2 separate regions of the Mus musculus genome follow, and region 2 is linked to region 1. A link is a loop called in an ENCODE intact Hi-C map of the cell type or tissue named here. Cell type or tissue: left cerebral cortex. All regions are shown on one strand. Links, peaks and the distances in the headings refer to the core of each region. The heading gives the core; the rest is flanking DNA. Region 1 overlaps Mtus2 (microtubule associated tumor suppressor candidate 2). Region 2 overlaps Pomp (proteasome maturation protein).

The links. Peaks named below come from ENCODE experiments on the same cell type or tissue, not always from the same donor. Only the 100,000 strongest peaks of a DNase experiment are listed, where the experiment ranks them.
Region 2: it touches region 1 in a loop (3-fold over the local background); 3 of 42 quality-filtered maps call a loop at or near these places.

The regions. Positions count from the first base shown.
Region 1 is chr5:148,235,029-148,250,292 of GRCm38, reverse strand. It overlaps Mtus2 (microtubule associated tumor suppressor candidate 2), which reads right to left. Exons shown (of 15, transcript NM_001359503.1): 7 at 13,816-14,027. Among named protein-coding and RNA genes, the nearest start is that of Gm46928, 93 kb to the right of the region's middle. In left cerebral cortex, for the core only: CTCF peaks have their summits at 5,630 (motif pointing right), 8,115 (motif pointing right), 9,652 (motif pointing left) and 10,957 (motif pointing right); DNase peaks (open chromatin) are centred at 7,000, 8,124, 10,977 and 11,332.
Region 2 is chr5:147,873,230-147,888,493 of GRCm38, reverse strand. It overlaps Pomp (proteasome maturation protein), which reads right to left. Exons shown (of 6, transcript NM_025624.3): 6 at 12,710-13,030. The coding sequence ends at 12,963. It overlaps Slc46a3 (solute carrier family 46, member 3), which reads left to right. Exons shown (of 6, transcript NM_027872.4): 3 at 1,653-2,523; 4 at 4,214-4,297; 5 at 8,645-8,801; 6 at 9,280-12,597. The coding sequence ends at 9,361. Among named protein-coding and RNA genes, the nearest start is that of Slc46a3, 14 kb to the left of the region's middle. In left cerebral cortex, for the core only: a CTCF peak has its summit at 10,768 (motif pointing right); a DNase peak (open chromatin) is centred at 8,189.

The DNA of each region.
Region 1 (15,264 bases), core at 4,603-12,602:
CAGGTCTCTCTTCCTTCAGGCTGCCCTTTTCCAGGAGGTGTTGCCAATCATTTAGAGTGTGCCCTCGGTTGGGGGGAATCTGCTTTCTGCTCGCATGCTATGGTTTGACTTAATCTCAGGAATGAGGTCTTCGTGACACGTGGCCTGTGAGGGGCCACGGCGGGGACTCAGTCTTTTCCAGAAGCTGTGGCAGGTGAAAAATGCTGGCTGGTGGTTTTAAGGGCACCGGCACTATCCACCTGACTTCATGTCCTGCATCTCTGAGCAAGCACCCCAGGAGCCCAAATAACAGTGTTCCGGAGTCTAATTTTCCACTGTTTCTACTTCCGTGTATGGTGTCTCTCTGATGGATGCAGAGATCAGGTCTCTTCCTTTTGCTCCTTTCCTCTGAGCACATCCCCATACCTACCCAACTTATTTCCCAAACATCTCTCCACCCACCCACCAACACCCCCCATCTCCACATCCCACATCTCCATGCTCCCATCTCCACACCCCATCTCTACGCTCCCCATCTCCATACCCCTACTTGGGTCCAGGCCCTGCACCTGCAGTCATGCAGACTTCTGCCATGGGTCCCTTCTGGGTTCTGTCAGATGCTGTCCTGATGCATGGTTGCTCAGGGCACCCTGCACTCAGAGGCTTCTCTTTTGTTCTTAGCATCCAGCCTCCCTGTTGGGATTCAGACCCTGGACAAACAGCTTTTCTCTCCCACTCTTTCCCACCCCCACCCTGCCTCCCACCCATGGCGACTTCCCTGGCCTCCTTGCTTGGAACCAGAGAACCCACCTGAGAGCTGCTTCCCAATAGCCCTGCCTTTATAGGCTCCAATCTGGCTTGAACTGGCTCATTTCATTGTCGGAGAGGACCTATCACTTCCCATCCTGGTGCATGTTCTAAGGCCGGCCCTGCTTCCTCGACCCCCCACTCTCCAGCCCAGGGCTCCACCTACCTTCCTAAGGTGCTTTCCCATTCCACAGAGCTGCCACAACCCTTCCCACTGTAGTGGGTTGGTTTTTTTCTTTGCCTTGACCTCCTGGCAATGCTTCTCCAGGACCCCTTTCTCCCCACTCTGCACATAGACCACTGCCCAGAGAGAGCCACGCTCCCCAATATTGCTTTTCACACTGGCACCTGTGACCTGATCAACACCCTCTGGAGAGGGCGCAAAGGGTGGCCTGGTGGCTCTGTGCTGTATCAGCCCTGAATAGTTTCAGCTCAGAGCAGGAACTGGACGGAGTTGGGATAGACAGTCATCTCTATGGAACGGCAGTATTTCAAGCCATTTCCCTGTGTTATCTTGAGCTTCCCTCATAATGGACTAATTTTACAGACAAAGGGCATCGAAACAGAAGATGCTGTGTGCTGTTGAGAAGGCCTGACTGAGCTGGGTTTCTGCTCTTCCATCCTGTACTTTCTCTACCGGGTCTCTTCTTACACTCCCGGACTAAGTTTCAGTCCCGGTTCTGATCACTAGACGGCTGCAGAATGTCACGGAGAACACAGACCCTAGTGTTAGCATCCCTGCCTCAGCTCCAAACCCTGTTCCAGTTATTTTAGCCAAAGGAACTCATTTGTCTAAGTAAGGCAGTGACCGTGACCAGGGCAGGTCACGTGTGTATGATTAGCACCTGCCCAGAGACTGGGATGGACAGAGCAAGCTCATGGTATGTGCTGCACGCATTGCAGTATTTACCTACATGGTGTCAAATCCTTCCTGTTTGCAGAGCTAGGGGATTTAACTCTCTGCACCTTTCCCTTGTCACAATTACAGATGTCACCTCCATTGTGTCCAGGCTCCTCTGTTGCCCTATAATTACTTCCTGCTGCTGCTCTCTGCTTTCTGCCCCTGGGTACGGGCTCCCCCTGAATCTGGACAGCATCCCAGATGCCTGTCCTTTTAGGACTCCAGTTACATTTCACTGGCTGCTGAAAGGACTCTCCAGCCACAGAGGCTAATTTGGGATTGTTCCACACTCCCTCTTTTCTTCACCAATTCTCTCAAAAATCAATGTTGATTTTTCTGGAAGAGCCTACAGACACAGAGGGTCACAGTTCTTCCCCAGCATGGGGAAGCTATTTGTTAACACGTAAACTCCATTTGTTCCTTCCTCATTGGTGAAGGTTGAGTGTTCATGAACTCATTTCCTCACATACATTCTCTCTAGGAGAATAAGTAAGCCATCAGACACGGAAGCTAATGAGGACATCACGTCACAACTCGCTGGATCAGAGCAACCTGCGGAGGGATGGATGCGGGTGCAGGAATCCCCTTCCTCCTGGGAAATCTGCACCTTGAAACTGCTCTCTACAAAGATGAAGCCAGTGTAAGACACGTCAGTTCAGATAGCAAGACAAACTCACCACAGCAGGAGTGCATTCACACCTTGGAAACCATCATCTGCCAACTGAGAGTAAGGAGTGTCTAGTGTCAGGGTCTTGTTGGTCATTCTGATGCCAACATGCCAGAAGCTGGAGGCTGTCCCTCCAAAGGGGTACCACAAGAGAGGTTGGGGTTCTGCTGCTATTCTTCCTTATAAGGATCAGTGAAGGTGGGTGCTGGAGACTCAGGTGGCTCAGAAGTTAAGAGTTAAGAGCGCCACTGGTTAGAGCACCCTTGTAAAGAATGCAGGTTCAATTCCCAGCACCTTACAATGGTCTATGGCTTCTGTTCCAGGGAATCTGACGCCCTCTTCTGGCTTCCTCAAGCACTACATGCACATGGCTCACAGAAATACATGCAGGCAAATACTTATATACACAAGAAATAGTGGGGCAGAGGGAACAGAGGAGAGCTAGATGCCACTTCCCAACTGTGCATCCACAGTTACACCAGCGCCTCTGGGCACTGGCTTCTCTTCGGCCATCTGGAAGACCCTCTCACGCTTTTAGCTGTCTGTCCCAGCTCTGAGGCCTCATGTGCTAGAACCCAGTCAACACTCTGCATCCAGTTCTGCAAGTTCAAAGCAATCGACACCATGTCAAATAAATGATCTATTCAAAGTATTTGTAACATGTAGTGACACTAAGGTCCTATAAGAATCTGGGGTCAACCGCTGGTTTTTGGCAAAGCAAGAAGCAGACTATTTTTATTGTGCAGACCAGTGGTCCTCAACCTTCCTAATGCCGTGACCCCTTAATACGGTTCCTCATGTTGTGGTGACCCCCAATCATAAAACTATTTTCATTGTTACTTCGTAACTGTAAACTTGATACTGTTATGAGTCGTACGTGTCTGATATGCAGGATATCAGACAAGTGGCCTCTGTGGCAGGGTGATTCAACCCCAAAGGGGTTATGACGCACAGGTTGGGAACTTATTTAGTCCATGATTCCACTCATTTGTTCCTCCACACTGTACTATGCAGGAATAAGCTGCAACAAATCCTCTAGCCGAACTAGGTGGACTACAGAAGACACTACCTCTTGTCCCTTTTACAAGGTTTTCTCAGTCAGCAGGCAAATCTTAAGGTTTCCTATCAAGCATGGACTTGTCTCCCCTTTCTTTTGCAAATGATTCTTTTCCTGAACATTCCTCATTATGGACTTGGGCCTCCTCACTATTCTAGTCACCATAAGACTGAAATCATCTCATGGACTTCATGAGGAGGAACTGTGTCTGGCTGCAGAGGGAGAGGGAAAACTCTAAGCCTCTCCCACTAACACTCCCTAGCAACAGTAGCCTGTGGCCGTCCATGTTGGCACTAAGTGTGGTGGTTTGAATATGCTTGACCCATGGGAAGCAGCACTATTAGGAAGTGTGGCCTTACTGGAGGAGGCATGGCCTTATCGAAGGAGGCGTGACCTTATTGGAGGAGATATGGCCTTATTGAAGGAGGTATGGCCTCACTGGAGGAGGTGTGGCCTTATTGGAGGAGGTGTGACCTTATTGGAAGAGGTGTGGCCTTACTGGAGGAGGCATGGCCTTATCGAAGGAGGTGTGACCTTATTGGAGGAGGTATGGCCTTACTGGAGGAGGTGTGGCCTTATTGGAGGAGGTGTGACCTTATTGGAGGAGGTATGGCCTTATTGAAGGAGGTGTGGCCTTACTGGAGGAGGTGTGGCCTTATTGGAGGAGGTGTGACCTTATTGGAAGAGGTGTGGCCTTACTGGAGGAGGCATGGCCTTATCGAAGGAGGTGTGACCTTATTGGAGGAGGTATGGCCTTATTGAAGGAGGTGTGGCCTTACTGGAGGAGGTGTGGCCTTATTGGAGGAGGTGTGACCTTATTGGAAGAGGTGTGGCCTTACTGGAGGAGGTGTGGCCTTACTGGAGGAGGTGTGACCTTATTGGAAGAGGTGTGGCCTTACTGGAGGAGGCATGGCCTTATCGAAGGAGGTGTGACCTTATTGGAGGAGGTATGGCCTTACTGGAGGAGGTGTGGCCTTATTGGAGGAAGTGTGACCTTATTGGAGGAGGTATGGCCTTATTGAAGGAGGTGTGGCCTTACTGGAGGAGGTGTGGCCTTATTGGAGGAGGTGTGACCTTATTGGAAGAGGTGTGGCCTTATTGAAGGAGGTGTGGCCTTACTGGAGGAGGTGTGACCTTATTGGAAGAGGTGTGGCCTTATTGAAGGAGGTGTGGCCTTACTGGAGGAGGTGTGACCTTATTGAAAGAGGTGTGGCCTTACTGGAGGAGGCATGGCCTTACTGGAGGGGCGTGGCCTTATTGGAGGAGGCATGACCTTGTTGGAGGGATTGTGACCTTATTGGAGGAGATATGGACTTACTGGAGGGGGCGTGGCCTTGCTGGAGGAGGCATGGTCCTGTTAGAGGAAGTCTGTCACTGTGGGTGGGTTTTGAGGTCTTCTCCTAAGCTCCACCCAGTGTGGAAGAGAGCCTCCTCTTGGCTGCTTTCAGATCAAGATGCAGAACTGTTGGGTTCTCCAGCACCATGTCTGCCTACATGCTGCCATGCTTCTGGTCATGAATGAACTGAACCTCTGAAACTGTAAGCCAGCCCCAGTTAAATGCTATTCTTTATAAGAGTTGCCTTAGTCATGGTGTCTCTTCACAGCAATGCAAACCTAACTAAGACACAAAGATTACATACCTCATTTTCCCAAACTGCCTGCTGACTTTCCCATCAGCTCCCTGCATTCCAAGTCCCAGCTTTTTATTTTTTTAGACTTGGTTCTTCACCAATATCCATTTTCACTTTTAATTCCACACTCATGTTCTCCAGCAACTCTGTGTGTGTGTGTGTGTGTGTGTGTGTGATGCTGGAGTTAGAATTCATGGGTTTGCACATGCTCAGCAAATCTCTACCACCGAGGTTTATTCAGTCTCTCTTACTATCATTTTTTTTTCTAAACCCTTAGTTTCTTCAAAACAACAAAGTGTATTATGACCATCCCAGATCCTTGGTATCTCAAGATTTTTTTTTTCAGAAGAATTCATTAAATCTCGATGGTTTTGAAGACCCCAGATTAGGACAGTTCCCTGCTCCCTGCTCAAACCTTATTCCCCTTTCTTCTCAGATACCCCAATTTCCTTTTCTCTTCATGGATAGAAGGGAGTTCTCCTTGGCTGCTCTCTCTTTCTTTTTTTAAAGATCAAAAAGTATTTTAAATCCTGAGCCTGTAGGTGTGTCTGTGAATGGGTTTGTGCATGTGAGTGCAGTGCCCATGGAGGCCAGAAGAGGGCGCTAGATTCCCTAGAACTGACAGAGTTGTGAGCCACCTGATGTAGGTGCTGGGAACTGAGCTCAAGGTCTGTGCAAGAGTGGAACATGTTCTCAAGCACTGGGCCATCTCCCCATACCCAAGCATCTCTCTTGCTTAGCACAGAAAACACAATCTCTTTAGCATTCTGCAAGCCAAAATGCTATACCAAGTCAGACTGCTGGTGTCTATGCAGGAGTCTGGCACTCTGCAAAGTCATAGGTACTTTAGTTCTGACTATCATCAGGATGTTCACTATTCTCTCCAAATCACAGTCACTTGCCTCAGTCCCAGGGTCTGATAGTCTGCAAGTGTCACCGTGGGGGTGGGCTTTGAGGTCCTATGCTCAAGCTCCATCCAGTGCAGCAAAGAGCCTCCTCCTATTGGCCTGCAGAAGAGAGTCTCCTTCTGAAGGATTAAGATGTAGAATTCTCTGGTCCTTCAGCCCCAAGTCTTCCTGCACAATGCCATGCTCCTGCCGTGATGATAATGGACTGACCCTCTGAACCTGTAAGCCAGCCCCAATTAAGTGTTGTCCTTTAAAATTGTTGACTTGGTCATGGTGTCTGTTCACAGTAATAAAACCCTAAGACAAGCCGGGCAGTGGTGGTGCACGCCTTTAATCCCAGCACTTGGGAGGCAGAGGTAGGTGGATTTCTGAGTTCGAGGCCAGCCTGGTCTACAAAGTGAGTTCCAGGACAGCCAGGGCTACACAGAGAAACCCTGTCTCAAAAAACAAAACAAAACAAAACAAAACAAAACAAAACAAAACAAAACAAAACAAAACACCCTAAGACACCTGTTTACTGGCTTCAGTCAAGTAAAAGCCTCCTCCCCCATGGTTGCCTGTCACGTAGCAGCATCCCTGGCTTCCTGCTTACCTTCCAGCATTGCAGGGGGAGTTGGATGAGGAGCTCCGTGAGTGTTACGTGGGGTTGTGCCTTTCTTAAAAGAGACGCTGTGTCATTTCAATTTTATCACTCTGAGACCTAGCAGGCATTTGATAAATGCACAATGACTAAAATAATACACAGGACATGATTTGATGAAAAGGTAGCCAAGTTATCCATAAGCCAGGGATCGAAATACCTTCATCATGAAGATTACACAAAATAATATTCATACACATTACAAAGGGCAGAGCTGTGAGCCCAGTACACACTGGGGCTTCTGGTTCCCTTCCCCTGTGCACAGGAGACACGTTTAAAAGCAGAGTACCTAGTTTGGAGCAGCATGGCTCTGGGTCTACACTAACTGAACATTATGTATGTACACAGGTCCCTGGAGCTCAGTAGAGCCAGCCTGCAATACCAGCAGCCAGCTTCACGCCTTCTCCGAGTTCTTGGAGAATGGACAATTTCTCATTGAAGTGCTGAGTTGTGTCCTGACAGTCTTCCTGGCTTTAAGGCATTTGCTCTAGTTAGGTTCCTGTTGTTGTGATAAACGCCCACCAAACCCAGCACGGGATGAATGGAAAGGATTTACTTGGCTTACACATCCACATCACAGTCCGTCACCAAGGAAAGCCAAGGCAGGAACTAAATCAGAGGCCACGGGGAAATGCTGTCCAATGGTTTGCTTTCTCTAAGCTTACTCAGCTACCTTCTTTATAGATCCCAGGATCATCTGCCTAGGGATGGCACCCCTCGCAGTGGGCTGGGCCTCTCGTATCAATTGGCAATTAAGAAAATGTTCCCCATACCTGCCCACAGGCCAATCTGATGGTGGAGACCCCTCAATTGGGACTCTCTCCTCCTAGGTTTATCTAGGCTTGTATAAAGTGGACAAAAGCTGTGACATCAGCTTAGTGTCAACCTGTGTACCTAGGTAAATGATCAAATGACAATGTATGAAATTCTTGAAGACTTAAAAATATATTAAATTATATATTTATTCTGCCTCTTCTTTAATAGTGCTAGCATAGTATATCTTTCTCACCCATTTACTGATTTTTATGTTTAAATTGAGGTTCTTGCAGTTACCATATAGTTGGATTCATTAAATAACTTCTGACTACCCGTGTCTTTTGGGGTTCAAGCTATTCTCATTTAAAGTGGTTATTGATATAGCTGAATTAACCTCTTTGGCCTGTCTTCCATCTCTTGCCTTTTTTCTCTCCGGATACTGGATTTACAGGTGTGGGTCATCTGATTGCAGGTTTGTGCAATATATAACTGCTTTCACAAAGTGACCCCTAGGTGAACGGCATGTGATGCCCATATATCTTGCTGTCTTAGTGATTTGATTATCAGGATCAAGAAGAAAGAAGAAAAGATCTGTGTGTTTCCTATTTGAAACTTAGTTACAATTAAGTTTGTGGAATAAGCAGGTCTGTGTCCCACGGTCAGTGACTATAGAGAAAACACTCTCTTGCTCTCTATAATTCCTCTGACGAAAAGGTAACACTGATGAGACTTTTCAGAGCACAGACGTTCAGTTGCAGACAGTGCCCACTAGGTGGTGCCGTTGCTGCGTCTCTCAGGCTTAGTTCTGAATGGACAGCTTAGTTCTGCTGCCAGCTTTTAAGGAGCCAGGGAAACTTAGTAACTCTTTCCACTTCTATGACACAGGTAGGACACAGGCCTCCTGTATTGCTGCACCAGGCAGTCATCAGTTTGCCCGCGTGGACCACTTCACTAAAAGCTCCCACAATGCTCTCTGCCATTGTCAGCATGGATGTCAGACAGGCCAACCAAACTAGAAGTACTCACATTCCGAATCTTTCAGGGTTTGGCTACTTGGGGCAAATTAAAGAATGAGAAGATAATGGCTGTTAACAAGGTGGAAGGTGCAAAGCATTGTGGTGCCAGATCCAGGGACCCACAAGCATCTGGCTGCTTCTGCTTCCATGGGGAACACACATGGGGTTGTGGCGGGGGAGAGGGAGGGAGGAGCCCCTGGAACGGGATGTCCTTCCGCTGGTGGAATACACCTTCTCTCTTGCCTTCAGAGTGGGCTCATCTGATGAAGCCCTAATTTAAAATCCCACTGCCCGGAACAGCGAGAGCTAGCAAACACTTGCTTGGGGAAAGATTCCTCCATCTTCTCCCCTTTGCTCGACTGAAGACTGGAGAGAGGAGCAGGTGCTGTGAGGCCTTAATGAAGACACAAGGGAGGTTCCTCCAAGAGGAGCCAGCCGTCCTCACCGAGGGGTGTTGTGCTTTCAAACAGCGCCCAAGGTGAGAACTGTATTCTGAAGTTAGCAATGATTCACCAAGAGCTTGGAAAAAGGGAGAGGATCCCTCTACCTGGGAGGCAGACAAGTCTGCTCGGCTTCCCTCTACACTCATCCCAGATCTTGTGGCTCTCCGACCCCTGCACACCCCCGCCCCATTCCCAACGACTCCTCAGAACACTGTATCTCACTTGGTCTGTTTTAAGGGCAACGGGACAAAATGGCCTTAGGGCATTTCCGGCGAGCATCAGGTGTAACTATCCAGCTTTTAATTACTACCTCACTGTTTGTGATTATGTTTTCTCTGCCCCCTGTCTCACGTACAGGGAAGCACGGGGAGGGCTGGTAGGGGAAGGGACATTAATATACGGTGCAAAGACTGTTGGCTCCACTTTGTTCTCATTATGTTGTCCTTAGAGACCTGCATTTCCCTCAGTTTCCCCAAATGTCACACAAGGATGATAGCTATAACAGCTGGAAGAATTCGGTGAGGGTTGGAACAATATCTCCAGACTCTCAGGCATTGACCGTCAGTCAGTCAACAGGGGCTCAGCTGTTATCTGTGAGCCCTGCCTACTTTCAAAATTTCCAAGTCGCCCATGGACCCTTTCACATGGCAGAGGCAGTAGCCCAAGAGCCTCCGCTGTTTCAGGTGAAATATATTAAAAACAACATACAAATCTGGGCTGGAGAGATAGCTCAGTGGTTAAGAGCACTAACTGCTCTTCTAGAGGTCCTGAGTTCAGTTCCCTGCACCCACATGGTGGCTCACAACCATCTGTAATGGGATCTGATGCCCTCTTCTGGCAGTGGAGCGTACATGCAGATAGAGCACTCATACACAAATAAATAAATCTTTAAAAAATACACAAAACTAGTAGAGTAGAATACTAATAAATTTTAAATATAACTATGGGGATTTAAGTTTTTGTTTCTTCCTCTCTTTTGTATTTAGAGTTCGTTTTCACTGCAGTTGATACAGAATGCACGAGAGAAAAAATCTTAAAGAGAGAAAAACAAGAGTCTGTTTCCATAATAAAAGACAGTAAATGCAATGACATTATTATATTCTTTGGAACTAGCTTAGAGGAAAATGAGTTATGGTTGGTGATGTGTATATAGAAAGATAAAGAGGTAGGGGATATGTTCTATGGGACTGTGGTGAGGTGTGGGGGAAGGAGGTGTCCCATGCTGAGGCATCCCTTCCCCCTGAGGAACCAGCCACATGGCGGTATAGTATAGAATAGAGTTTATTCAGGTCATAGGGAGGGGAGCTAAGAGGGAAGTAGAGGTAGAGAAAGGCAGAGAGAGGGAGAGAGAGTAGGGAAGTAGAGGCAGGCCATAGCCATGAGCACATGGAGAGAGAGGGAAAGGAATGGGAAGAGAGGGGGAGCAAGAGAGGGAGGAGGGGGCAAGCAGCCCCTTTTATAGTGAGTCAGGCCTGCCTGGCTGTTGCCAGGTAACAGTGGGGTGGAGCTAACAGTTGAGCTTTGCTGCAGACTGGGGAACTATGGGGCACTGTGGGGAGGTGGAGGATCCTTTGTGATGGCAAAGGCCTAGAGGTATTGTGGTTCCCCTGAGGCAGACCGTGGGGCCTCAAAAACCCTTTTCTTTCTCCTTTTGCTCCCTGGCTTGTGACATGAACGTTTTCTTCTCTGGTATACATCTCAGAATTGCCTCAGGTATTCAGTAATAACAAACATGGAAGACCCACAGAGACACTTCACTGGCATCAAGTCCCACGCCTTTTCTGCCTAATCTATAAGAACTAACAAGCAAAACTCACAGTCTACCACCACATTTGGAGCTAACTATAAAAGAAAAACAAATACTAAGATATTGAGTCAATATAATGCATTGTATTAAAAATAAAATGGAAGCCAGGTGTGGTGGCGCACGCCTTTAATCCCAGCACTTGGGAAGAAGAGGCAGGCGGATTTCTGAGTTCGAGGCCAGCCTGGTCTACAGAGTGAGTTCCAGGACATACAGGGCTATACAGAAAAACCAAACCAACCAACCAACCAAACAAACAAATAAAATGGAAATAAACAAGGCCACATGTTTAAGAATGTGAAGCATTCTGTGTTGTCAAGGACCACTGTCTATGCTATTTCATGAACTTACCACCAGAGGGTGATACAGGGTAGCATTTGGATGAACAACAAGCAAAGGATTCCAGCTTGTCAGTGAGACCCTGGGAAGTGAGCCCAGGAGGGTCACACTCATCACCACATCCCTGGAGGTTTGCAACCATGGCCTTTTGGGTTTTTTTTTTTTTTTTTTGCTTTTTTTCTCCCCTTTGTTGGAAGGCCTGCTTTGCCTGTTGAGGAACATGACTGGCTGCAAGGACAGAGCTGTTAGGTCAGGCAGGTGTGAGGCTATGTTGGCACCTAAGCGTGGCGTTTCAGAATCCCTGGGCTCTGGGCTGAGGCTGTCAGAGCTGACAATTTTCACCATTATTCTACCAGGACAGGGAGTCTATCTGAGCTCCGATGTTCCCAGTGATGAGCTGAATTTCCAGTATGCCCTTCAAGATACATTCAACACTCAGGAAAAATTGACTACAGCAACTGAACTCACTAGACCAGCCAAACCACCGTTGTATATAAAGAGACAGTATCCCTTTTTCATAACGATAGGGGATGGAAATATTTCCTTTTTTGCTTTAGAACTGGGAATGTTTTTATAGTGTACATGAGTTTTCTTCGGGATGGGATCCAAGTCTGAACATGAGATGCATTTGAGATTCTTCACTCTCTAAGCATAAGATAGAGGTAAGTTTATACAATGTTTTAAAGGTGCAGCCAGTCTTAGAAGCTCCAGTGTGGGATTTCACACTTGTGCCCTGTCAGTCCTCAAAAGGTTTCAGGTGTTGGAACATTTCATATTTCAAACATCAAACCAGGGACATATGACCTGTGTAATGAGAGCTAAGTGGCCAGGATTAGTGTCCACTGCCCGCACGTCATACATGTCTAATCCCTACTGAGAGCAGGACCCATAAAGTGGTTTTCCTTGCTCTCACAGAAGACCATTCCTAAGTATTCCCGTGACGTGCCTTTACCCATCAATTCACTACATCCGCACGATGACCTTACAAAGAAGCAGCATCTGTCCTATCAGAAGTGGAGAGGTGCCCAGAGGCATGCAGCAGGAAGGCCACACACATCAGGGATAACGGCACACACACACACACACACACACACACCTTTGCTGCTCAGCAGGCTATGGGCTATATGGGGATAGCCCTACTGGGCTTCTAACTGAACAGCCTTGTGCGTGCCATGGAAGAAAGCAACTTGTGGTCAGCAAAGAGTTTTTCTGAGGCAGAGAACTGCAAAACTATGCGGGTGGAGCCTTAATTCTGGCACATCGGCTTCTTACCTGCTATGGTATCATAAGGTTTAACTTTTCAAAGAATCCACCAGTGCCCTGGGATGTGATCCTAGGAAACAATCATCAAGGCTTTGGTGCCACACTGAGGAGGCCACGTGGGCCATAGGCAGGTAGTGTCACAGTGTAACTATAACTACCCAGCTCAGCAAAGAGGAGCCTAGGCAGGTAGTGTCACAGTGTAACTGTAGCTCAAGGTTCAGCACACACCTTATTTCCTTTTCTATTGAAGATTTGACAGTCCATGAAAAGTCTGTATACAACCAAAGGGAAACTATCCACTCCTTCTGTAGGACAAGCATCCTAGAAGTGTCATGGTTTTGAGACACGAAATCTCAAAGATGCATTTGTAACTTTTATCTTTCGTATAGGAATAGACTGTAGATACTTGTTAACTCTTTGTTGACACCAATACCACCAGTCCAAAACATGGGGAATCTAAATTGATCATTCGTTGCTGGTGTGACAGTTCTTAGTTTCGGAAGAGGCTGGAATCTTGGTACAAATGAATTTGAGCAGCTATCCATGTAGCTGGCCACCCCCCCAAAACAACAGATCGGCAGGTGACTGTGCTAACAGCTTTCAGCAAACAAACAAACAAAAAGACTGAGAGAACAACGAGCAGGTTGGGTTTCTGCACACGAGGGCAGGGAGAGGACAGAAGGGCACAGAACCCCCGTACAGTGCAGCTCAGGTGACCAAGGAAGAAATGCTGTACACCGTGGAACTTAATGTCCTGTTTTACTGACCTGAAATTAGCTAGAGAGGTAGGCACTTCCCCTTCTTCCTGGGGAGGCACTGATACGGTACTTTTACATCTTCCTGTTTCTAGGCACCACGAGGCCAACAAACAACAAACGGGAGCTCAGAGCGCTCACCGGTTGGGTTGCTAGGGTTTGAGTGTGGCTGATCCTCCAAAACCTCCCACTGAAATGTGATAGCCCAGGTACTGCGGAAGGGGGGCCTCGGAAAAAGAATTCATGTCTGCCTCCATTCCCATAGAGTAGTTCCTGAGAGAGCCAGTCAGCATAAGACATTTCACTCGCCTGCCTGCCCAATCACCCACCCCGTTCCCTGTCTTCCACACCCCCCACCCCCAAGGATGGCATCATTTTCAAATCTCCAAAGTAAACCCTCCCTCTCACCCTCGGACACAACCTTCGCATCCAGCAGACGCCAGCCCTCCAGTGACAAGGAACCAGCATTCTGCATTTCTAGAGAAGCAGTGATCCGGAGAGCGCCCTCTAGAGCCCATGCTGAAGGGCTCAGAGGAGGATGCCCCTCAGGCCTGCCTGGGTAAATTTCCCCTCAGCAGCAATGTCTGCTCTTCAAGTCCTCTGTATTTCTTCTTCCTTTTGCGGCCCACCTTTCTCTTTGGTAATCAAGGTGACTTATTCTTCTTTTTAGACTAGTTTTTTTTTTTTTTCCCGGCGAGGTCTGGGCTCCTGGAATATTCTAGAATGCTGCAGGAGATTCCACAGGACCAACACGCCTCCACTCTAGCCCCAAACCCTAATACCACACACACTTCCCAACGCCCATCGTTAGTTCAAGCACCCGTAAACATTCACAGACACAGCCTCACCTTTCCAAAGAAATGCTTAGTAGAGACAGCCAGGGCGTCGAAGCCTTGGATGGCTTTCTTCAGCTCCCTTCGAGCCAGACCCAGCTGCCTGGCCTGCCACTCACACCTGTCCCGCAGTCGCTGGGCCAGCTGCCGCTCCGCCTCCCGGGCCTGCAGGTCAGGCTTGGGTGGGAACTCATTTCGAGGAGCTGAGGTCCTCTGCTTTGGGTACCCTGTGAAGAAAGGAAGGGAGTCACTGGGGGTATTCCGTTCAACTGCATTCTGTCACGGAAGCTCCCCACGCCCATGGGACAGGGAAGGGACTGCCCCTGGTTAGTCATTTTAAGTATTAAACAGACAAAATAGGCAGGGACTTAAATTATTTATTTTGTTTACACAGTTTCAAGTGCCAAGTTTATGCTTAGAAAACAGTAACAAACACACCACCAAATTTCTTTCAGCTTCCATTTCTTTAAGGCCTGCTTGGAAAGTTTTTCTTTCTTTCTTGTTCCTTAGAGGGATTTAAACAATTTATAAACATTATTATGAAAACCTTGTAAATAAAAGCATCGGACAGCAAAAGCAGCCAGACCCACAGCCTGCTTCCTCATAATGAACTTACAGTTAGAGTCGGCATTGGAGGAGGACGCTGTCGGGTTTCACATTACATTTTATACTTTCTTTATTGAATCTATTTTATGTCCTTACCACCCTGAAATGTCTACTGGGAAATCAATCGAGAATCAGCTCTTGTAGAAGTCGGGCTTCAGCGAGCATGGCGGCTCCTCCCTTAGTATCAGAGAATCATGCTGCAAGTCCCTCCCTGCCCTTTCCTGCTCCTCTCATGACCTTGTTCTTCACCGTCAAGGTCAAGTGATAACATCTATTTCTGGGGCTTAGTTCCCATTGCACCAATGTCTTGGGGCCCCCAATGTGACTTCATATCATGCCCACAGCCACCAATCTGGTCTGAGGCTCCCACCGGCATCCAGCTTCTAATCTTCATTACATAGCGAGTAGAGTGATCTTTCCAGAGTTGTGAGGTGGTTCACCACCTGTGGGAAGTCACCCTCTGTTCCCATTGCTGTGTAAAAGAAACTGTCCTTCCCCACACTACTCACAAGGCTCCAGTGAGGCACATGGGAGGCGACATAGCTCACTTGATGAACCGGAAGGTAGCTTACAGAATGAACCCGGAAGTTTGCCTGGGGCCGGGGGGCGGAGTTAGGGAGGTTCAGAAGAGGGGCCTTTGGGGCTGAAGTTTGAGGAAGGAACGGCCCCAGGCAAGAGTTTATGCTAGACAAGGTCATCATGGCTAAGTACCTATGGACCACCATGTGGGAAGCCACATGTGCCGTTGCAGGGTGGCGCTGGCTACCGTTGGCCACCACGCATACATAGGCAGTAAAGTTTTTTGCCAAGATGAGATTTTGAGAATTAACCAATCAGATGAGAGACAAGTTAACCAAT
Region 2 (15,264 bases), core at 4,896-12,895, 360 kb after region 1:
CTGCTCTCCGACAGCATGGGCCTTTTGCTCTTCACAGACAGTATTTCACATTATAAACATGCCCAGTGTATGAATCAGACAAAACTAAGACATGGCAAACACAATATGCCTTTACTATATTTACTAAAGTATATTTACATTGGTGTTGTGTTCTGCCTCCATGTGAGAGCATCAGAGCCCCTGGAACTGGAGTTACAGTCAGTTGTGAAGTGCCATGTGGGTGCTGGGATTTGAACCCGGGTCCTTTGGAAGAGCAGCCAATGCTCTTAACCGCTGAGACATCTCTCCAAGACCCATAATATGTTTTAAAAAGACTTTTAAAATGAGTGTGTGTGTGTGTGTGTGTGTGTGTGTGTGTGTGTGTGTGTATGTGTGTGTGTGTATGGGTGTTTTGTCTATATGCAAGTTTGTGCACTGTGTACATACCTAGGTGCCTGTGGAGGCAAGAAAAAGATGCTGGATGCCCTAGAAGTGGAGTTATAAGAGTTAGGTATCACCATGTGGATGCTGGGAATCAAACCGGGGTCCTCTGCAAGAACAGCCAGTGCTTCTAACCACTGAGCAATATCTCCAGCCCCACATAATGTATTTAAATAGCCCCAAATTCTTCCCATCAAATGGCTGCCATAGTGAGTGTCACAGCTCCCCAAGTGTGTGCCCTTGTGCACACATGGCCTCTTGTCTATTGTCATCATATTCTTGGTCCATGGCTGCGACTGTCTTAAGCAATGTAAGACTCTTCCTCTGGATCTATCTCATTGCTTCTTTAGTAAATGAAGGAATCTATTCTCATTAGTTCTATCAGTGGACACAAAGATTAAAGGGGAGCAAAGGTCCGCTTAGTTAGAGACTACTGTCATAGTTTGAATATGTTTGGCCCAGGGAGTGGCACTATTAGGAGGTGCGGCCTTGTTAGAGTCGGTGTGTCACTGTGGGTGTGGGCTGTAAGACCCTCATTCTAGCTGCCTGGAAGCCAGCCTTCCACTAGCAGCCTTCAGATGAAGATGTAGAACTCTCAGCTTCTCCTGCACCATGTCTGCCTGGACGCTGCTATGTTCCCACCTTGATGATAATGGACTGAACCTCTCTAAACCTGTAAGCCAGCCCCACTTAAATGTTGTCCTTATAAGAGTTGCTTTGGCCATGGTGTCTGTTCACAGCACTAAAACCTTAACTAAGACAACTACCAAGCAAATAGACACAAAGTGTATATGTTCACTTCGCTCCTGTAGCCTAGGCAAGAAGACACATCACAGCAACGGTCATCATCACTGAATGTGTTGAACAGGAGTCACAATGGTGTCTCAGTGCAAATGGTTTATGGAGATGGGGTGGGGTGCGGTGGGAGTGGGAGAATACCATTCTATTGCCAACACCAGCGTCTGTAACATGCATATGTCCATTGTATAGACAGACACACCAAGGCACACATTTTTCTCTTTGTAGCTTTGACTCTCTACCCTGCATGGTGTCAGGGTCTCATGATGAAGTGTGGGTGTGTTACCTTCTAACGTGTGCATTATGAACCGCATGAAAACTTAATCGGCACCGTTTCCTCACATACCCGGGGGCCGCCCGCTCATAACCCGAGACAACACTGCAGTCTTTTTACAGTCACTGTATCTGTCAACCCTTTGTGTTTGTCCTTGCAGGAAGTTCAGAAAAAGGCATCTCTCTTCAACCTGCAGGTGGAAATGAGTGCCTTAATTCCTGGTCTGGTGTCTACCTTCATGCTTTTAGCGAGCAGCGACAACCACGGACGGAAACTTCCCATGGTCCTGTCATCTCTTGGCTCTCTGGGTACCAACACTTGGCTGTGCATGATGTCCTACTTTGACCTTCCTCTCCAGCTTCTGATAGCATCCACCTTTATTGGCGCCCTCTTTGGGAATTACACCACGTTCTGGGGAGCTTGCTTCGCCTACATTGTGGATCAGCAGAAAGAATACAAGCATAGAATCATCCGCATAGCCATCCTGGATTTCATGCTTGGAGTCGTTACTGGGCTAACAGGCCTGTCATCTGGCTATTTTATCCGAGAACTGGGTTTTGTGTGGTCCTATTTCATAACTGCCATGGTTCTTATAGTCAACCTGGCCTACATTTTATTTTTCCTCAATGATCCCATAAAGGAGTCTTCATCTCAGATTGTGACTATGTCATGTATCGAAAGCCTTAAGGACCTATTTTACCGGACTTACATGCTTTTTAAAAATGGTTCCAGTAAGCGGCAGGCTTTGCTTTGTCTGCTGATTTTTACCCTTGTCATTTATTTCTTTGTGATAATCGGAATCTCCCCAATTTTTACACTTTATGAGCTGGGCCCTCCGCTCTGCTGGAATGAGGTTTACATAGGCTATGGTTCAGCTCTGGGCAGTGTCTCCTTTTTAAGTAGTTTCCTAGGCATCTGGCTATTTTCTTATTGTTTGAAGGATATTCACATTGCCTATATTGGCATTTTTACCACCATGGTGGGGATGACGCTGGCTGCCTTCACCAGGACCACTCTAATGATGTTTTTAGGTAAGTTACAAATGTGTCTGATTTTTATGGAAAATGAATTCAGTCTGTTAGAGGGAGGGGTTTACACTCAACACAAAGCTCTCTACGAACCCATTCTATTGCAAGTAAACAGCTAGCTTGCCAGAAGTCAACAATCAGACAGCCAGCTTTACCAAGTTATGACAAGTTCTCAGAACCAACAAGATTTTGCAAATTTGAATATTTGCCAAAAGTACGTTGAGAGACATTTTTTTTTGTGTGCGGTTCAGTCCCTGAGTGTAGCTTCCACTGAAATGAGTGATCCTTTGAATGCTACGTTGGGAAGGGTTATGGAGCTGTAATAGAGAATCTTGGTCCAAGTCAGTCGTCTCTACCATGAAGGTATCACATCCTTGTCCCTTGCCAGACAAACAGTTTGAAGAATAAGACTTGACTTCCTCCTATATCGCTGGGTGACCTTGGCATGTTTGTCCCTCTGAGCCCTTCCGCTGATGGGCACAGGAATGCTCCATTCAGAGGGTTTTACACTGAATCTTGGAGAACTAGAGAGCACTTAGCCCAGTGCCTTTTAGACAGTGGGAGCTATGCCCCTGTTTCATGAAGAGGGCCAAGACCATAGTTAGTCAACATATGCATGCAAATACTCTGGAAAATGTAAATATGTTATTTGCAAAAGAATATGCCATTATTTGGTGATATGACTAAAAAATGATTCTATAAGAAGCATAGTTTAAAGCTGCCTGTGATCTGGGCAGTGGTGGCACATGCCTTTAATCACAGCACTCGGGAGGCAGAGGCAGGCGGATTTCTGAGTACGATGCCAGCCTGGTACACAGAGTGAGTTCCAGGACAGCCAGGGCTACAAGAGAAACCATGTCTCAGGAAAAAAAAAAAAAAAAGAATAGAATTTGGGAGGCAGAGGTAGGAGTCAGGTGTACATGTGAGTTTGAGGGCAGTCTGGTCTACATAGTAAGTTCCAAATTAGTAAGGGCAGCATAGTAAGGGCAGCACACACACACTTTAATATATGTATAAAATTTAAGAGCAGAGGCAATTGTGTTCACAGTTTCCAGCCAAAAACTGAACCAACAGGACAATAAGGAGTCAGCTTACCTATAAAGGAATCTTTACAGTAAGGGGATAAAAGTCCCCAAAATGCCAAAATAAAACATATAAAATAAAAATAAAAAACACAGAAGAGGAGCTGCAGGGACGGCTCCTCAGTTAAGAGCAGGCACCGCCCTTCAGAGGACCTAAGTTCAGTTCCCAGGCTGAGGACCACCTGGTCCGGGGAATCTAGCACATTCGTCTGCTCACCTGGGCATATACATATACATGGGACACACACACACACACACACACACACACACACACACTAACAAAAATGAAAATAATATTTTTAAAATGAGTAAAAGCTAATTAGTAGTCAAAACTTGCTAAATAAGTTATTACATCATTAGAGAAATAGGCAGATGGGTCTCATCTGGACCATATGCGCAGACTGAACACACTTGTATGAAAATGTCCATGAATGCCATTTGTAGGACCAAACCCAGAATTCTAGAATAAAGCAAGCCTCAGATCTATTAGGTAAAACTGCAGTCAGCTGGATCTTCAGCCGCAGTGAGTCAGGGTGTTCCTAGGAGGAAGTGTCTAGGTGCAAGGACATCCCGACTTAGCCTGGTTTGACTGTATCATTTATTTCTCTCAGTCAGGATTCCGTTCATTTTCACCATCATGCCACTTTCCGTCCTGAGGTCCATGCTGTCAAAGGTGGTCCACTCGACTGAGCAAGGTGAGTTTGCTTTAAAGCCTGCAACAGATGTGCCAACTGCAGTCATTACAATTGATGCTCGAAGCCTCTTTCCGGCCAGGGCCTCCTTTTGAAGGAAGCACCCGGCTTTGTTAGAAGCCAGATTACACTCAGGTGGAGGGGCCCTGCTTGGGGACCCTGCTTTAGGAGGCTCCTCTGGCCTTGTCTCAGCCAGAAGAAGGAAGGAGACCTTGGAGCCAAGGGGTTTTCCCCACTGTGCACTTTCAGCCCCCCTACACTCCAGCTGCAGTGTGGCTCCTGGGGCCACTCTGGTTCATGTCCACTGAGTGCCTGGATGACCCTCTCCCATGGACTGTGCCAGCCCCCACCAAAGTGGGGACCAGTAGTGACTCCTCATAGGCAGGCCTGCCCTGACCTTGCTGTACAAAGTTGTTGGCACCTCGTTGCGAATGATCCTTCTGAGCCAGACCTTGAGGGGAAGTCAAACGGAGCAGGCTGCAGTCGTTGGACAGCTCGCTCGCTGCTGTCTAGTTTCTAAATGGAACTCTTGAAAAGCCTGGGAATTCCATCATTGCATCTGGCCTTCCCTAGTAGAAAGACACAGCATACTTTATCCTTTGTGGGTTTTTCTTTTAGCTAAGAAACAGTGGCGTACATATGAAAAGTTCAGTCAAACTTACTATTTTGCACACTGACCAAAAAAATCCATGAAAATAGTTAAACCAACTTTAAGCTGTATGATATCTGCATATAATTTATACATAACCTTAGGCTTTCTTCATCTCTGTAATATCATGATGATCTGTAATATCTAAGATGATACAAATATTTAAATAGTAATTTTACTGTTTACTGCTTAGAGAATAATGACAAGAAAAAGCTGTCTTGTGTGTTTAGAGCCTAACTGTAGATTTGATGGGTAGTTGGCAGAACCTTCAGATGTTGAAGCCCATGTATATGGAGGGCCATCTATGCTTAGAAGGTGATCGTAACCTTCAGTTACATTCTCGCCTTGGGCCCCAGAAATGCTTTCTTCTGGGCTTTAACCTGAGACCAAGTTGGAAACTCAAAGCTGGTTCAAGCCCAGGGAATTCCATGCAATGTCATACAGAGGATGGGCCGTGTAGAGGCAGCCAGAGAGGGGCCCCAGACAGAGGGGCCCAGAGAAGACACACCATAGCCCAGGGCTGCTTCTTTTTTTTTTTTTTTTCTTTGAGACAGGGTTTCTCTGTATAGCTCTGGCTGTCCTGGAACTCACTTTGTAGACCAGGCTGGCCTTGAACTCAGAAATCCGCCTGCCTCTGCCTCCCGAGTGCTGGGATTAAAAGCATGCGCCACCACGCCCAGCCCAGTGCTGCTTCTTTCCCTTGACCGAGTGCAAGGTGGCCAGCAGGGAAGGCCCCAGTGGCAGACGGGAGCACAGAAGACGGGAGCTGTGGGGGTGCAGGTAGAGAATTACCACACAGGGTAGAGAAGGAAAGCAGTAAGTGGGTGCTGGTGTCTGCGGCACTGTCCTCCCTCAGTATTCTAGGACTGTCATCAGACTTGGGTACTTTTTGTGTCTTGTATTTGAGCCTTGAACGAGTGTTCTTACAGAGTATCAGTGAAACCGCTCCTCCTAGCGCACATGCGTTTGTGTCTGTTTAGTCAATGCTAGGGAAAACGGCATACTTCACTCAGGTTTAAAACATGATGATCGGTTCTTGGCTGCCTGTAAACTGAAGCTTCGTCTCCCTCGAAGGTCTTCATAGACTGTGTTGTGATGGAGCTTGTCTTGGGGTTCTATTGCTGTGAAGAGACACCGTAACCACGCAACTCTTACACATAAAATGTTTAATTGGGACCGGCTTACAGTTTCAGAGGTTCAGTCCATTGTCATCACGGTGGGGACAAGGCAGTGTCCAGGCAGACATGGTGCTGGAGGAGGAGCTGGGAGTTCCACATCTTGAGCAGAAGGGAGCCTGGCAGAGACTCTCATTCCACATTGGGTGGAGACTGAGCACTAGGACACCTCAGAGCTGGCTGACACAGTGACACACTTTCTCCCACAAGGCCACACCTATTTCCAAGGAGGCCACACCCACTAGTGCCACATCCCATGGGCCAAGCATATTCAAACCACCACAGTTATCTAGAGAGCACTTAGGAACAGAAAATTCTATAAAGATGCCATGGACAAACAGACCTGCGTTCATGACTTCCACAGTGGTTCCTCTGATGGGACACCAAAGGAATAACAACAAAAGAAAATAATTTAGTTAAGGGGCCGAGAGATGGCTCAGTGGTTGAGAGCACTGGCTGCTCTTGTCAGATCTGGATTCTGTCTCAGCACCCAAATGGTGACTCAGAACCATCTGTAAACGCCAGTTCCAGGGGATCTAACACCTTCTTCTGGCTTCCATAGGCACCAGGCATGCATGTGGTACATACACAGCCACAGGCCAAACATTAATATACATAAATAAATCTAAAAGGAATAATTATAATAATTATCTTGTTTCTATGCCTAAACTAAGAAGTATTTTAGATAGTGGCCAGATTTCAATATCTTAATATAGTCCCAATGCTTTATTTCTTTTTTTTAAAAAAAGGTTACTTTGTGAAAATATAATGAATTTTAGAGTGATCAAGAGAGAGAGGACAGACCACAGAGGCCACCAGGTGCAACCACTGTCTGCTAGCTGAAATCTGAGTGTTCAGAGGCCAGGGCACAGCTCAGTGGGAAAGGACATGTCTGAAAAACCAGAAGGGAGAGAAAAATAGCTTTTTGGTAATGTTTCTGAAAATTCCTGTGTTTTTAAGTCTTCTGACTTATAGTTGCTGTCTTGCTTTGGGGACACGCACAAACTCACAGTGAGTAGAAATCAGGATACAATAAGATGGTTCTGACTTCTGAGTGGCTTGATTTTCTTTATTTATTATTATTTTTTTACTTACTTACTTTATTTATTTATTTATTTTGAGACAGGGTTTCTCTGTGTAGTCCTGGAACTCATTCTGTAGACCAGGCTGGCCTGGAACTCAGAAATCTGCCTGCCTCTGCCTCCCAAGTGCTGGGATTAAAGGCATGCGCCACCACTGCCCGGCTATAATTATTTTTAAAGATTCATTTATTTTATGTACATGGGATGTTTTATCTGATACACATCTATCTGACACCAAAGAAGTCATCTGATCCTATGAGACTACAGTTGTAGATGGTTGTGAGCCACCACGTGGGTGCTGGGAATTGAACTCAGGACCCCCAGAAGAGCAGCTAGTGCTTTTGACTGAGCCATCACTCCAGCCCACTTGATTTTTTTTTTTTTTTTAACGTCTATACTCACTCTGGATGTATTTGTTCCAGCTTATTCAACACACTGGATTGCCCAGTGAGAGAGGTCAAGCAACAAATCAACACTATTCTGTAATAGTGTACTGCAGTAGACAGACAGCACCCAGCCTGACCTATTTACCTTAAGAGAATGGATAGACTTCCTTGTGTCTCAGAATCAGCACTGCACAGTCAGGGTTTTGTGCTATAGTGCTATTCCCAGGAGTAGCAAGAAACACAAACAAAATACCGTAACTAAGCAAGTAGGAAAGCCAGTTAAACCAACTCTGTGCATCACCATAAACCACGAGGGCAGTACATCTATCTACATGCTACTGGCTGACTGGTGAGCAGAGTCCAGAGGTAAGCCTTTGTTTGCTTACTTAACCCGTTTATCAATTGGCTACCATGCACCAGGACAGCTGGGCCCCCGAGGACCTCACAGAAGCAGAACAGATGTGTGCGTGGAGTTGACAGAGCTGGAACTCAGACCGGAGATACGTAAATGTCCACACAGGAGTTGTTATCTGTGGCTAGATGTCTGTCTAACGTGAAGGGTTAGCTTGAGGCTGGGTTGGAGACACTCCAGCCTCCAAATGAGTCAGCAGCTGGTACCTGTGTCAGCTTTCCCCTGTAGACATCGGAGCTCAGCTATTTGGGGTTTTCAACATCTCTCCCAACAGGTTCACAGGGAGCGCCTTGGCTCAGAGGGTTCATCTGCAAATCGCATCGGTGACCTTGGGGGATGGGGGCATGGAGCTGTTGTTGAGTCAGGCTCTCAAGAAGGACCTTGAGTTTCTGATCCCGAGCACCACAGGAGTGTGTGCCACCACCCCTGGCTTGTGCTGCGCTGGCTTCTTTCGAGCTAGCACAAGCGCTCTGACACCCGAGTCACATCCCCAGCACCTTCTCAAGGATATTGAGGGGATGGCTTTTGTTCGCCAAGGCATCGCCTGTTGCTGTTTTCAGTGAACAAGTTCTCTCCGTTCCCTTTTTGACTGTTCTGTAACTGCCTTTTCCTCTCCTTTCTCCCTCCACGCCTCTGCCCCAAACAGGTGCGTTGTTTGCTTGTATAGCTTTCTTAGAAACGCTGGCTGGGGTCACTTCGACCTCTGCGTACAGTGGGATTTACTCAGCCACTGTTGCCTGGTACCCTGGCTTCATCTTCCTGCTGTCCGCTGGCCTCCTGGTCCTCCCAGCCATCAGTCTATGGTAGGTAGCTCTCGTTCCATCAAAGGGCGATCGGGTTGAATGAATCGTCTACCTCTACCAGCAAAGTGACACAGGCTCTTGACATTTGGCTTCAGAGGATGCTTTTCTCAAGAATTATCGGTCATGAATACACCTGTCGATAACTTGAGAACTTAAAATGAGATAGTGCCACTGGCTGTTGAGAACTAGTTGGGGGTGGTGGCCTTAGGTCACAGACATAGAGGAGTCATTTTATGGGACTCTAAGATTCCACGGCAAAACAACTGAGTATCTTGGGAGTGTAGGAGAGAGGAAAAATCTCAAGGAGTTTATTAATTTTCAGAACACTATATGTAACAAATCAGTGGGGTTCAAGATGCCAGGATAAACCTGCTACATAGAACTTGAGCAATTTATTAAAAGCCACATGTGGGCGGGAAAGACAGAATCTTGGTAACTTATGTATCTCTTAACCCATTCCAAATTCTTGTTTTTGCAGCTGCGTCAAGAGCATTGGCTGGGAAGAGGGAAGCTACACACTCCTCGTCCACGAAGAACCCAGTGAGCACACATCAGACTAGTGACAGTCGGCAGCAATGCACACGTCCCTATGCAGTGAGCACACATCAGACTAGTGACAGTCGGCAGCAATGCACACGTCCCTATGCAGTGAGCACACATCAGACTAGTGACAGTCGGCAGTAATGCACATGTCCCTATGCAGTGAGCACACATCAGACTAGTGACAGTCGGCAGCAATGCACACGTCCCTCTGCGCAACTCCTGAAGAATATAAACTCCACAATCGCATTTCATCAGCAATCCACAGGACAAAACCCTGTCTCCTAACCCAAGTGAGTCGGGAGGAAGGCACCCAGCTCTGCTGCTTCTTGGGACCACCCAGCAGCACACTGTGTTCTACAGAGAACAGGCCCAGCACCTACCATGCTCACTTCTCCATGGACCAGAGAAACCCCGTGAAGAGCCGAGGAAGGCTTGTGAACCTTGTTAAAACTTAAAAGCAATAACTTCACTGGCATGCTCCAGTCTCCCATGTGATTGAGGAGTTCTGACCTCAGTCTCTCCGTCTGCACAATGGGCTTGCTGGCCTCTCAGGGATTTTGAAGACATAATGAGGAATTTTTATTCAGAATAATCACTGTTGAAATAATGTTTCAGGCATTTCTAGTTCTTCCCATACTTGACTGATGTTTTAAGAGCCTGTTAAGGCTCTACTAATGGAATGAAAAGTCCTTGAACAGAAGTACCTTTTAAAATATGTGGTTTTCATTTTTCCTAGTATTTTATTCACTGACAAGCCTGACAATGTTTTTATGTGTAATGAAGGGAGTGAGTAGAACATCAGATTATAAATACAATTGTCTTAAACTTTAAAACTGAGCTGACAGCTCAGTGTGGTATAAAGGCACACCTTATAGCCTGTGCTCACCCTGTGGCATGGCAGAAGGCTGTCATAGTCCACAGACCCTGGCTGGGCTTCTGCCTCTGATCTTTCTTCCCTTCCCCCCTTCTCGGGCTCCACACTGTACGGAGAAGGATGTTTTTAAAACACAGATCTTATCTTTTCCAGCAACTGTTGCTCATAGGGGAATAAGCGGGCAAGCATGTGACCCCACTCCACGTTACACACCCCCATACCCATACCTAGATCCATCCTTGTCCCCCAAATACTACCTCCTCTCCTGTTTACACTTTCAACTCGTCCCTCCTCTCGTGTTTTCGTAAAACTGTCTCAGCCAAAAATCCCTGCTTTCCCTGTGTGCCCAGGGTTCTTGACATGTAGCCTGCCCGCCAAGTCTCAGCAGGGCTTCCACAGTCCTTTGTATAAACAAGAATTCCACCCAGCATTTTCCAATGTATTTTTAAAGAGATTTTTAAGTGTGCGCCTGCCCTGTCTCCTAAACCAAGTGTGCTCTGCGGGAGCTCCACAGAGGATCTGTGCACCATTTGCACGCAGTGCTCATGGAGGCCAGAAGAGGGTGCTACACTTCCTGGAACTGGAGTTCCAGATGGTCGTGAGCTGCCTCGTGGGGATGGGAGCTGGACCCAGGTCCTCTGCAAGAGGAGCCAGTGCTCTAACCACTGAGCCATCTCTCCAGCCCAAGACCATATTTCTTTCTTTCCTGGTAGGTCTCCTTGAGGACAGGGACAGTCTCTGCTCATTGCATGCTTGGTAAATGTCTGCAGAACTAAATGTGAAGGCTACAATTTCTTTATTTTCATTTGCAAGAACTGTTTAAATTCCAACCCTAATGATTTGTGAAGTAACCGCTCCTCTCCGGTTCCTAAGCTAAACCTGCAAACAGATGGAAGTGTTGGCCCGTGCACCATTCAAGCCAATTCATCTTGTTTCCATCCTTTGTTCCCATGCAGGTGCATTTGTTTGTACCTGTGTAAGACAACTGCGGCTGCTGATGCTCAATCACTACCCACCTTAGCTTCTTAAGAATGGTTGTCCTTGCTCTGGGGCTCTGCAAGGAGCCTGGGCTGGCTGGCCAACTGGGACACACCAACACAGCTGGCTTTTCAGATGGTGCCTGAGGGACTGGAAACAGGGCTTTCTGTTTGCAAGGCAAGCACTTTACCTGGCTGCCTCCCCGGGCCCTTTACCAGACTTCTCCATTTTCATACGTAATGATAAAGATGCCGTGACTTTTCTATAATCTGGGAAAAACCACTTATGTTTACAAAGCTCGTTCCTTATCAACGTATGGCATTGCTAGTGACCCTGTAAAGTGGCTCTTCATTTCCCACGTGACAGGCGAGGAAGGTGAGCCTCAGGAACTCGAGGCTGGACTCTGGCCTTTCTATAGTATCAGTATATGCAGACGGACTGGACACAGTGGCACAGCACTTGCATACCAGATGCCAGGCCCTGAATTAGATCCCAATACGGCAAAGCAACGGCAAGCATGCACTATACTGCCTGTCCTCACCTGAACAGCCTACAGTGGCTGCCATTGAGACTAGACAGGATGGTCTTACAGTGGAGGGGCAATAGACAGCTTCTTGGCTGAGCAGAAACCTACTTGAGTGGCCTATATTTTGAGGGTCTCAACTGCTGGCCCAGTGAGTGTGGCTGTCTCATGTCCTCAAAGTTTGCGTCACGAGAGAGGAACATGTTCCAGGATGATCGCACAAGCACCATGTCCTTTCTTCTTGTTCTATACACCCATCTCTTCATCATTTCAACTCAATGGCTTAGTCACCCGTGCTCAGAGTCCACAAACAGTATCTTGTCTTGAAACCCAGTCAGAGGACTTTATTACAGGGTATTGCAGCAACTGCTTCAGTTTATTTTCAGCTATTGCTGTTAGCCTTTGACTTTGCCTAATTAAATTAAGTATCACAGACATTATGTCTTGAAGGAAAAAACCTAGCATGACAGAGTTAGATACTACCCGCAGTTTCAGAAATCCATTGGAGGTCCCAGAACAGGTCTCCATGGACCAAGGGGCTGATAACAAGGGCTGGCTGCCTTGTGGTCAGTGTTCTAAAGAGACGGCTGGATATTAGAACCCAGAGATGCCAGTGTGTCAGGGGGTAGGGAGACATGGTGGTTGTGCGGTCATCCTGGAACTATTCATGGGTGTATAACAGGAATATTCTCATAACTTAAAAACATTTCTGTACCTTGATACATAACTTAAAACCAAGTGACCTGTACCTTCCTTCCACAGAACACTGATAAGCTAACAGGTGAGATAAAACTTTGAACCACAATCATTCAAGCTTCATGCCCCGGCTGCTATACCTAACTTCTCACATAAAAAAGGCCAAACTCTGCAAACTTAAACTTCTCAACTTGTAAGAATACTTGGCTATAACCCTTAAAGTGCGAGTAGCATTCTACCGAGCAACACTAAGGCTCTGCGCCGGATGCTGCTACCAAACCCAACCACACACATGATTCTCAAGGTAACTCCCGGGGACTTTATTGCGTTTTTATAACATTTATAAGACACACATTTTCAGAATTTGAGCTTTGCTATAACCTCAGAACCACCTCTAGGCTCTCAACTGACCCACAACCCAAAACCAAGCCTCAAATGCTTCCACATGGCCCAGTGATCCTCTCTGTACTTTACTGCTGTGAACATCAGACTGTAGCAGGCAACTATGCTGAGCACACTCGTCGTTCCTCCCTGCGCGGGCCCCTTATTACAGCAAGCCCAGCTTATGTTCCACCATCACGTGGGGCTCACCCATCAGTTCACTTTGTGATGGATCTGGAAAGAAACAGAAAGAAGCGCTATCAGTGGGCATTCAGACACAGAGGGGAACGCAGGAGTCATCATATCAGGATCTGTGATCATCTGAACCAACCCAGTGTGACAACAAGCAGGCTGGCTAGGGCTGGAGCTGGAACTGACTGCAAAGGGGCCAAGAGGCCAAGGGAAGTTGGGGTGGGCGGTAAAACAAGTTTGTATCTTGCTTGAAGGGACCCAACTACATACACTTCCCACAGCAATACATGCAGGCAAAACACCAATGCACATAAAAATAAACCTAGAAAGAAAGAGAGAGAGAGAGAAAGACAGACAGACAGACAGACCCTCTTCCAAGGTTCTGATGCTCCCCATGGTGCCTCACCTAACCGAGGACAATCTAAGCCGTAAAAACATTTTATCTTTCCCATTTTCCGTTCCATCACATACACACACAGAGAAATCAGAATTCCAAAGCACAAACACCTTAAAACCCAGCACCTGGAGTTTAGACTGGAAACACTGCTCTGGACTGTGGTAACACGAAAGCCGCCATCAAGTCCTGGCAATGGAAGAGAGCTTCCAGGCCAAGTCTCACCCTCGCAACACTGACCGAGCCGAACGTGCCAAACCCGTACGGTCTGCACAAAGCCAAGACCAAGGAAACAGGCGAGCAAAGCAGGCTTGGGAAAGCAAAGAGCCAGCGTGGCTGGTGTGCTGTTGTGACCACAGAGTGCGCTCACTCGTTAACGTTCTTTCCATTCCAGCTCTTAAAGATCCAACTTTCGAAGAGTGTGTCATCACCCTTACCAAAACAGGAAGCACACAGCAAGGCGGCAAGTTAGGAGATGTGCAGTGAGCTCCCAGGACACAGGACAAGCCCTGCCTCAACCTGCAACTCACTCTCTCACTCCCTTACCGTAAGTAAGGAGGTGGGAGACCCTGAAATGTCCAGTGTAACTTTACTAGTGCACTTACTCAATTACCGTAAGTATGGAGGTGGGAGAGCCCTGAAAAGTGCAGTGTGATTTAGCTGATGCTCTCGTAAAATGTGCAGAGAAAGCGAACGCTGCCTGAGATCACACTGCAATCTGGGCAGCGGGTAGAGGAGCAATGAGTGTGCAGGTCACTCAGTGAGGAACAAGGAAGACGGACGACAAGGAAGGTCTCCACAGTGAATTAATGCAGCAAAGAGGGAGAGACCCACTCTGGGTAGCCATGGTAGTCCTCAGCTACACCATCTATGCACACAAAGCTCCCAACCAAGGGGTGCTACTCATGTGCACTGTAGCAGTCTCACGGCAGTGGACATCAGCCCTCTCAACAGGGGAACTCTGCAGCTAATTTCTACCCCAGAGAGATGCACAACAGAGAGAGCTCATTTCATGATTGTCTGAGACATGAGACTAGATCAGATCTGCTCAGCCTAAGCTGACTCAATGGTGCACTCCGAGTGAGCATCCAGTGCCTGTCTGTGGGCTGCAGGTTCTGCTCTATCTGGCCAGTCTGTCTGTCTGTGGGCCGCAGGTTCTGCTCTATGTGGTCTGTCTGTCTGTCTGTGCTCTGCAGGTTTTGCTCTATCTGGCCAGTCTGTCTGTCTGTGGGCTGCAGGTTCTGCTCTGTCTGGCCTGTCTGGCTCTCAACCTCACCTTACTCCATGCCATTTCTTACTGGTCCCCACCACTCTAGGACCCAAGTCCTCACAGACTGTGTGAGTCTTGAAACAAGCACCACTGAGCCACGTTACTGCACACCCGAGTCTTACACAAACAGTGCAGACAGACAATGGCCTCTGTGCTCAACACACACACACACACACACACACACACACACACACACACAATGAAAGCCTGTTTGCCGTGCCCGACTGTGGTGGTTACACCTGCAGCAGTCCCCAAAGGCAGAGATGGCCACAATAAGCAGCTTTAATGCCTGATTTAGGGCTGAGGAGCCCTGGATACAGAGTCCTCCTTTCCGGAACAAAAATTGGACAAATACACAAGTGTCACCTGCCCTCTGCACACCACAGGAAGTGCAGTTCAGGGACCAGGGACCACAGAATGCAGGCATCTGTCTATCTGCCATCAGGAGTCTCCCATCTCTCCCACCATCCACAAACCTGCAGCACGCTACCTTGTCGGCTTGCTCGTCGGGCAGCCCCTCTCAAGCCTTAGCCAACAGACCCGAGTCTAAGGTTTCTCTGGCTGTAGACAGTCTTCCTCGGACTTGAACTGAGCTTATCTATCATATCCTGA